2 separate regions of the Homo sapiens genome follow, and region 1 is linked to region 2. A link is a contact called in ENCODE Hi-C data. All regions are on one chromosome and are shown on one strand. Each heading gives the region's core, a stretch centred on a gene start or an enhancer-like site at or near the end of the contact. The rest is flanking DNA. Distances are from core to core; before and after follow the strand shown.

Region 1 (5,099 bases), core at 97-2,596, 72 kb before region 2:
ACGATTAAGATGAGAATGATTCACAAAATAATAACTTAAAGAAATTCAAATCTTTGGAAATTAAGCAATAAAGTATTAAATATTCCATGGTTCAAAAAAGAAATCAAAATAAAAGAATTTGTTTTAATTTCAATGAAAATTTAGAATTTGGCATGTCAAAAATTATAGAATGGTTCTAAAGCCCTGCTTTTAAAAAGCTGATAGACTTCAGTGGATATATTATTTTAAGAAAAGAAAGAATAAAAATCAAAAATTTAAGTTCAACAAATGAATTTATGTGATCATCTGATTTATGAAAAGGTGACATTGTAATGCCAGGAGGCATACTCCAGGAACAGTGCTGGGTCAGCCAGATATTCCTGAAGAACAAAATGAATCTTTCACATCTACTTCACCATTCACGTATGCCATACTTTTCACGTCACACACACACACACACACACACACACACACACACACACAGAAAAACAACTCTGATGTACCACTAAGTAAACGTGAAAATTAAAACAATACAGGTTCTGGATGGTATCATAGGAAAATGTCTACATTGTCTTGTAGTTGGCAAGGTTTTCTTAAATTGCACACAAAAAGCACCAATCATAAAGCAAAATATTGATACACTGGAATTTGCTAAATCATTAATTACTCTTCATCAGAAGATACTGTAAGACAGTGAATACGCAAGCCACGAAGTAGAAAAAAAAAATTGGAAATGCATGCATCTTACAAAGGATTTATATCCTTTATAAAACAAAATTTCTACAATTCAACAAGGAAAACAAAGGCCTGCCAAAAAAATATGGGAGGAAAACATTGTCATTTGACAAGACATCAGATGGCTGATTTAACCATATTAATGTGGATGAGGTATGGTGAAGCCAGAGGAAGATCAAAAGAGAAGCTTGAAAGAGTTTTACAGTTTTGTTATACTCACAGTTCCCTGGGGAGAACACAGCGTGCCATGCCACAGGGGGCCACTCGTGGGAGCACCAGCGTCAGAGTTGAGCCAGAGGGATAAAGGGCAGCAGTAGGCGAAAACCTTTTTTTGTGGTTTCTGCAGGAATGAAAGGGTTAGGCAGGGCAAACAGGCTTAGGCTTGATGACTTGAAATAATTTCAGTGGGCTTGTTCCTGGTTGTCTGGTACCTGGCTCCGAGGCACATATGGCGACTGAATAGCGGCCAAGGGTCTGAGAGACAAACAAGGAGGTAATTGAGGATCGGACTTAATTGACCCCACAAGAAAAGGGCCTGACTCCTCTCCAGCCGGGGCCTCTAAACTAAGTCAACATAGTGCAAGACAGATCTCCATGTGGCCTTAGACTATCCCAGTTCTCTCTCATTTCTTGTCTATAGTTCTCAAGAATAACTATAGAATGTGCTAACAATGCAACATTCTGAGATAAAGAGGGGCTCTCCAGAGCAGCCCAAGTTCTGTTCCAATCTCTCCTAGAATTGGATGTCTGGCGATGTTTGACAAACAGGAGAACTGTTTCCAAGGTTCCTGAGCTACAGTGCAAGTGCGGCATGCGCAAACGAGACTATGTCCTGGCAGCTTTCCTGAGCCTCTGGGATCAGGCTGTCATGAATCTTAGGCCTCTGTTGTCTCTTTCTAGTTGTCTATAGGTAATAAATCTACTGCATGTAACCTGTGTTTGTAAGTATCCTGAACTTGTGCAAGGAGTAGAAATTGCAGCCCATGATGCTTTGGAATGAAATGATAACCATTGCATGGCGAACCTGCTTTGCTGGCATAATAATAATAAAAAACGCTATATTACTATGGCCAATAAGCATTTGAAATGGTGCTCAACATTATTGTCAGAAAAATGTTATTCAAACCACAATGTGATAATATTACCTACCCACCATAAGAATTAACATTTATAAAAAGTGGCAATCTCAACTGTAGAGACAATGTGGGACAATGAAATTTTCTGATACTCTTAGTAGGAACATAAATTAGCGCATTCTGTATGCAAAATTGTATAGCTATCTACTTAACCCTAAAATTGTGCATGCCTTGTATCACAACTGTTCTGCCCAATGTAAATGCATTTGTATGTGCATCAAAACTCATACAAAATATTAATAAAAGCACCATTTCCAATAGTAAAACTATGGAAACTGCCCAAACGCTCATCAGCAGTTGAATAGGTGAATAAAGCCTTGCATATTTACATGACGGAATGTCATACAGTAAACAAAAAGATTAAACTACTGCTATATGCAGCATGACAAATTTCACAGACATAATGTGAAGAAAACATATTTTTTAAAAAAGAAAAGAAAATCCAGACACAAAAGGGTACTTAACACATAATTCCATTCATCATAAATTAAAAAAAATCCTAATGTATAGTGATGGACATAAAGATATTCATTATTTTTAGAGGTGTAATGAATAGAAAAGGTCATGGTAGAGTCTCTGGGGGCTGACAACGTTCTGCGTTTTGAGCTGGATGATACCCATGAGTATGTTCACTATGTAAAGAAAAATGATGAAGAGTATAATCAAGATTCGCTCCCTTGATCATTGTGTTTTACTTCAACAAACATTACAAGAAAAGATAAAACTCAACCCATTCTTGGGTTATCTAGTAAAGCAAGCTGCTATAAATCCACTGAATATATTACAAAGAAAAAAAATCTTGATAAAACCTGGGCTGACAGAGAACTTCAAGGTATTACTGAGGAAAATAATAAATCAATAATAAAAATCATAATTATCCTTTATGAATACTAGTCATTTTACATACATTATTTTATTTCCTTTTTGCAATAAACCTATGAGGTTGTCATAATTATTCCCATAACATATATGAAGTAACTAAGGCTTAAAGAAATTAAATAACCTCTCCATGATTGTACAGTAGGTCAGAAATGGAATCTGCATTGAGACATGCTTTATTACAAAGCCTATGCAATGGCACAATAAGCTGCATACAAAATAAAATTTCCTTCTGTTGCAGAAAAGCTTAGAATTCATGGAATAGGTCACATTCTTGTACAAGAGATAGATCTAGGGTTGCCAGGTAAAATGCAGGATGCCTAAATAAATTTGAATTTCAAATGAACTATTTTTTTTTTAGAAAAAATATACCTCATAAAAACTTGGGACATATTAAGCACCACATTTTTATAGTCAATTGAACATATATATACTAATGTATTATTTATATGTTACATAATACATACATATTATTTGTTGTTTATCTCAAATTCAAATTTAACTAAGTGTCCTGTCTTTTTATTTGCTAAAGGTGGAGACCTCGGTCAGGATAGGGTTTCTCAATGTTGGCACAATGAACATTTTGGATTGTATAATTCTTTGTTGTGGGGGATTGTCCTGTGCATTAGAGGATGTTTAGCAGCGTCTCTGCTCCACTCACTAGAGTCCACTAGCATCCTCTCTCCACAGTTGTGACAATCAAAAATGTCTGCAGACATTGCCAAATGGTCCTTTCAGTAGAGAGTCAAAGTTCCTCAAGTTGAGAACCACTCGTTCAGGATAAACCAAGATGGGGTCTACTCCCCTGATTGCACTGGTTAAAGAGTCATACCAAAAATGAGTGTGCAAAAACAAAAGCTGATGAGAAAATTAAGTGCATGACACTGAGTTTGTCATAAATAAGTATTCACAAAGTTATGCTACTGAAAAATACCACCCTCATTTCAGAGGATGCATTCAGGCATTCTCAACTAAATTTTGATCTTTCTTTTTCAATGTCCGAGTTTAATAAACTAATTCATATAATGATGGATACTTAAGTTGAGTCTGTTTGGAACATTGATGATTACTGTAGTCAATATCCTAATTATAAAAGCATGAAAACTAAAGAGCAAGATCTCCTATAGCTATTTCCCTAGCCAGTGGTTTTGTTTCCATTTTTGAACATCTACTACATGTTCTCAACAAATTTTTTGGATGAACACTTATTCAGAAAATTAACTCAAAGTCAGCATAATCCTAATTAACCAGTAGTTTTTCTTTCAAACATTTAGGAGAGAAATTCAAGTAATCTCTGCATAAAACAGCTGTTTCTAAGAATCAAAGGCACATTTAGTATCCAACAGTTCTCACACTCCCCTTGCCTCCTACTAGATCTTATATCACTATCCTGGCCCAAGTTTGCATACTTATGAAAGATTTGTAGGTTGGCTCCTCCCTAAGGCATTTCTGGAAGAATTAATTCCCATTCTCCCTGTGGCCCTTTAACACCAGATTTCTGCCCCTGAGTTATCCATTTTCCAGAGTTCTCCGAAGGAGCACCAGACATTCACTGACCAATCCATTCAGGTGGTAACAGATGAATCAATGTTTGCAGGCAGTTTAATTAAATGTTGGAGTTCTCTTATATACCTAGAACCCTACAGGCATGTTGATGATGTCCCAACATACCAAAATGAGAGTTATTAACTTCCTTCTTCACACATAGCTGTGCATTAAACAGGCTGGAGGCACAACATGCAGGAACACGGCAGCTCTATTTTGCAGGAATCATCCTACCTGGATTGTCTTCTCACCCCAAACTTCCTGATCACCTTCTGAGAGAGCTGGCATGTAAGCACTCCCTGTTCTGCAGGGCAAAAGTCATGGAATTCATTTAGAAATTAGCTTCTGAACTTGGGGAAGACATTAATAAATTCATCTGACAAATGCTGATTTTTATAACTGAAGGACAATCTGAGAGGAGTGTGAGTGAACATTAGCTAACCTGGCTGAATTCTGAGTGCTGTAGTGAAAGGGGCTGGATAAAATTCCGGGTCATCAGGCAGGGCCCATTCTGGATCCCGCTGGAGAAAGTGCAGCACTGAGCTCTCGACTCTGCCTAGGGCATAGGACCAGGCTAATCAGGGACTTCACCTGGTATTACAGGTGGGTAAAAATGCCTTTCTGTATATGGGCTCATGTGCATCCAAACCAAGCCAGTGACTCCTTTCCGCTTCCATCACTGTTGGATCTCACAGGCTGAACTTCAGGTTTCGCAGTCTATCTGAACCAGGCTCACAAGGTTTTTGGATTCCAAGATGTGCTGCTGTGTCCATGATATACAGATTGTCTGTTTTGAGGGCCCTACAATACTGAAGGCTTACCTGA
Region 2 (4,510 bases), core at 980-3,479:
CTCTATAAAATGCAAAAATTTGAGGCCCAAAGAGATCAGGAGATTTTTTCTTTGTCACTCAGCTTATTAACTAGCAGAGCTGAGACCATGGGGCTTACCTCACAACCATGTCCCTTCACTGCAAGCACCTTTATTATTTCAACTTCAGTTAAGTTTGATTTGGATCATTTTCCAATCATTGCATATGCAAATCAGAATGGCTGTGAGGATTACAGACCCAAGGTATTAACATAAAGAGAGCCTTTGACAAATAACAACAACAACAAAACAGTGTTTGGCAGCTGGCACTCACATTCCTCCTGGAGAAGAAAACCTCTTTGAAAACAGCCTCAATACACTTCTGAGTTTAAAGACGAGATCGTATAGGGACATGACAGCTTCACAATAAAAAAGAAGCTTGATTCATGTTAATACACATCACTCCATAAACACTGCTCTCTGTGGCTGGATGTGTCACTTTCTTAAATGACTCCACCATTCATAGATCCAAATTAAAGTGGTTGGGTCAACGTCACCTCCAGGAAAGGCCAACAGAACTGTCTCAGAACTCCGGAGGCCATGTCAGCTTCATGTCTGAAAGACTCTGACTCAATATCAAACTCTTCAGCTTGTCCATGAGGCTCTCCATGATGTAACGAGTGCCTTCCTCTCTGACTTCGCATCTAAGAGTATCCTTCATGCTACCCACAACCAGATCTCCTTTCCTCCATCCATTCAGTACTAATTCAGTGCTCACTTGTGCAAGGCCCTATTCTGGCTGTGAAAGCCCTTCCTGTGTACATGCAGGTGTATGGTGCATCCTTCAATGCCATCAGTTGTTACAGTAGAGCTCCAAGAATACAGGACACATAAACCCTTCTGCCACTGACTCTAACACCCCTGCAGATGCCCAGTTCATATTTAATGGAGTAATGAGTGAATTAAATTCCTTGTCAGACTTTGGTGTAATGAAAACAATATTTCCTTCTTAACTAAACAGCAAAATGCATATCTATTGTTTTTTTCCTTTGTTCTTTAGAGTAACCAAAGGGGATCATTTTAAAGTAAGGAACAATAGCCAAGTCAGTGGGATAAAAAAAAATACATAGCCTCATCTCCAGCATTATATCATTGTCACCAGCTAAACAAACATGATAGAGCGTTTTGTTTCCAAGGTGGTGAGGTGACAGCTATATGACTCAGCCCCTTATGTGGCCTCTTGCATTTTTAATGGTCTCTGAACATTTCCCTTCATTTCAGAAATACCCTAGAGTCTAGATAAACAAAAGATTTTTTTTTCTGTCCTTAGCCACCAAGCTATTCTCACACCAGTCACCTTGAGAGGCCAAGAGAGCTAAAGTAGTCATTGTCTTCTGATTTTCTTTTCTTTCTCTCTCTGTTTTTTTTTTTTTTTTTTTTTTTTTGCTTTATGAACATAATAAAGAAAACACCCCATAGAAGAAGCCATGGCAAGCTACTTTCTGGCTTGATGAGTGCTGCCCATAGAGAAGCTTACAGTACTTCGTGCGTGAGACCTGAGGAGGAAAACACCAGTATTAAAACAGGGAGCCTTCAAAGCCAGCACCCCACTCAGCCACCATCTGTGCAAAGATGGCAGCTTTGTAAGTGTTTACATAAGGAAGGGGGTGCTCTGCTGCAGGCACACAAGCAAACCCTCTCTATTCTGTTTTGCTGCAGTTTTAAGTTTTTGTAGGGACATGGTTCCCTTGGGAGAGTGGATTAAACTTCTTCTGAGTTCATTTTCAAAGGCTTTGCAAATAACCTCTATCGTCTCCAGTCAGATCCCATGTAATACAGCCCTTAAATAAATAATGTAATAATAAGAAAAAATGCATAATTGCCTTAACAGAGAAGAATTGCTTTAAGATTCAACCTCCCTCCCATTGTTAAGAAAAGGCTTTGATAAGCCAGGCTCTGGGTAAGTGACTCTGGGCCGAAATGTGCCTGGAACTTTCCAACTGGATGCCTGAGTAATGACAGCACCCTGGCAGCCAGGGGCACAAGAGGGGAAACAGCTGAGGATGCAGGGAGGGGCCAGGTGGACGGACAGCCCAGGGATTCACAATTACTTCTCTCTTCAGGCCCACATTCAAAAATGTTGGAAAATTACTAAATTCATGGAATTATTGATACATTTGGGTGTATGGTGGCGGGGGTGATAATGTGGCTGGCTCCCCAGGCACTGGAGCACATGCCCAGGCAGGACTGCACAGGCTCAAAAACAGGGCAGGGCACACAGGCCTCTGACTCACCAGGAGTTCATAGAACCCTTGAGACAAGGGTCCTGGACTCCCTGGCATGAAATCAGGCACATTTTCCTAAATCTCCCATGGGCAGGAAAGACCCAAGTGACAGCTGAGTTATGAAAGTGAATCAAGACAGTGAATCTTTTCCATGTTACTCTGGATCCTTTCAAACACTAATTACAAACTAGAGGAGCTATAACATAGAAAGTACTAACTGGGATCTGCTTCTCCACGTTATGGTTGGGGGATGCCTATATGGGAGGCGGCTGACTCCTTGCTTTGTGAACAGTTGTGCTAGAGTGATTGATAAAGTCTTCTCAAAAGGCTGGTGCTTGCCTTTTAATCATTCAAATATGCCTCTGTACACAATAAAATTAATACTATAAATATTTACAATAATGAGAAGAAAGCAGGGGCTGTAAAAAGTCAATATGGATGTTAAAATTGGACTCAAAAACAATAGAACTAGACTCCCTATTTTACGGGCACAGTCACTTTAGGTGCAGGTACAATACCAGCATGAAATAGATATAAATAGATGTCTTTGAAAGCATTTAGCCAAGGCTTCCATCAGGACAGTATGAGGAGTTCTGCAGACTCATTTCCCAGTAAGACTGCTGAAAACTATTTTTTAAAAAACAGTAAAGTCTCCAAAATGCTATTTTTCTGTATACAGCAAGATAAAAAATATAGTTATTCAAGAAAGTCTACTAAAACTGAGTAAGAACAGTAATAGTCTGTGGCATTTAAAACAAGATCTACTCTTCTGCTACCTCCCAGCTCAGGGAAATGGAAACTCCACTCCAGCCTGCTGCATCCAAGAACACAGGGCTCTCTCCCACCTTAGCTCTCTGTAAGTGAGCTGTCTTCCCCTCTCATTCTGGCCCCAGCTACATGTTCATGAGGTTAAGCTGCCAGTGAGTACAGATGAGAGGTGATGGTGCCCTTTTTTTACCCAGCTCTACCTCATTAGACAAAGGCTCATTAGACAGAGGCTTTAAATTAAGAACAGCATTGCCGAGAATATTGGGGTCCCCCTTGTTCTTGCCTCATATCATGGTGTGGGGTTTCCACATGGGAGAAGCAAGCTGAGAGAATCTGAGGTCACTGTCCTCCCTCTCCCATGAGTGTTCAGCTCCTAAAGTGGGAGGGTCATTCAGAAAGAAACATGATGTTGCTCCCATTTCTAGCTCCAGAAATGTGGCTCATATATGTTTCCTTGCCTCTAAAGAAGCAAGCCATAAACAGATAACTGCTAATCTATCCCCAAAGGGACTGTTTTGTTGTTTTAGTTTTTAGGTTTTTTTTTTTTTTTTTTGGCAACAAAATGTGGAGAAGTTCAACCATAAGGGTGTTCTTAATAACTGGAACCTGTGGTGAAAGGCAATTGGGAGATTGATAGATTCATCGGAGATACAGGCTAAACTACAGGCTGTCTAATTTACCAGAGAGAACCAGGGAGACCACTGGAAGGAGCCCTCCCAGTGGCAAATTTGTGATTAAAACAAATCTCAAACACTGATCTCAGGAAGGAGTCCTTTAACACAGCCTAAATTTTATGAGATTTATATGTAGAACAATTTATGCCCATGATATTGTTGAAAACAATACAGCAATGAGTGAATCTTACCAGCTGCGTGTGGGTAAAACAACGAGGCAGAAGCAATCCCAAGTTACTTTATAAAATACTTTGAGATGAATGAAAATGAAGGGACAACATTCCAAAGCTTATGAGACGTAGCTAAAGCAGTGCTTGGAGAAACATTTATAGTAATAATACTTCCATTAACATGTAAGAAAAATTACAAAATAATACTCAACTGTATACCTTAAGAAACTGGAAAAAGAAAAGCAAACTAAACCTAAAGCAAGAAGACAGGAAATAATAAAGTTGGAGTGGACATTGATAAAATCAAGAATATAAAAACAATAGAGAAAAATGAAACTAAAGTTGATTGTGGAAGTTTGGAATGCCATATGGAATATGGCTATGAAAAAAAATCAACAAATGTGATAAATATTTAGCATAATTGACCAAGAAAAAAAGAGAGATGATTCAAATTACTAGTATCAGAAATGAAAGAGAAAGCATTACTGCTGACCTTACAAAAACAAGCCATCCTTGATGGTTTTACTGGTAAACCAAATGTTTTAAGAAATAATACCAATTTTTCACAAACGTGTTTAAAAAATAGAAGTGGAGGAACACTTTCCACCTCACTCTTTGAGGCCAGTGTTACCACAATACCAAAACCAAAGACATC

The links. Hi-C counts contacts between places; a loop is a spot of excess contacts on that map. Pooled maps may share reads with other maps.
Region 1: a loop to region 2 is called in a map of Right ventricle myocardium inferior, with 2.2 times the contacts of the local background. The contact joins the promoter of LINC02838 here to the enhancer-like site in region 2. A Hi-C loop is called at or near these places in 1 of 168 maps with a recorded cell type or tissue (Right ventricle myocardium inferior) and 1 of 50 pooled maps.

Annotation. Positions count from the first base shown.
Region 1 is chr7:48,704,750-48,709,848 of GRCh38, reverse strand. It overlaps LINC02838 (long intergenic non-protein coding RNA 2838), which reads right to left and starts at 1,346. Exons shown (of 3, transcript NR_183322.1): 1 at 1,146-1,346; 2 at 935-1,054.
Region 2 is chr7:48,634,275-48,638,784 of GRCh38, reverse strand. The region is part of intron 59 of ABCA13 (ATP binding cassette subfamily A member 13); the gene reads right to left. Among named protein-coding and RNA genes, the nearest start is that of LINC02838, 72 kb to the left of the region's middle. Within about 2 kb of position 2,229, at least 3 of the 41 ENCODE cell types and tissues checked have a DNase peak (open chromatin) inside an H3K27ac peak, as active enhancers do.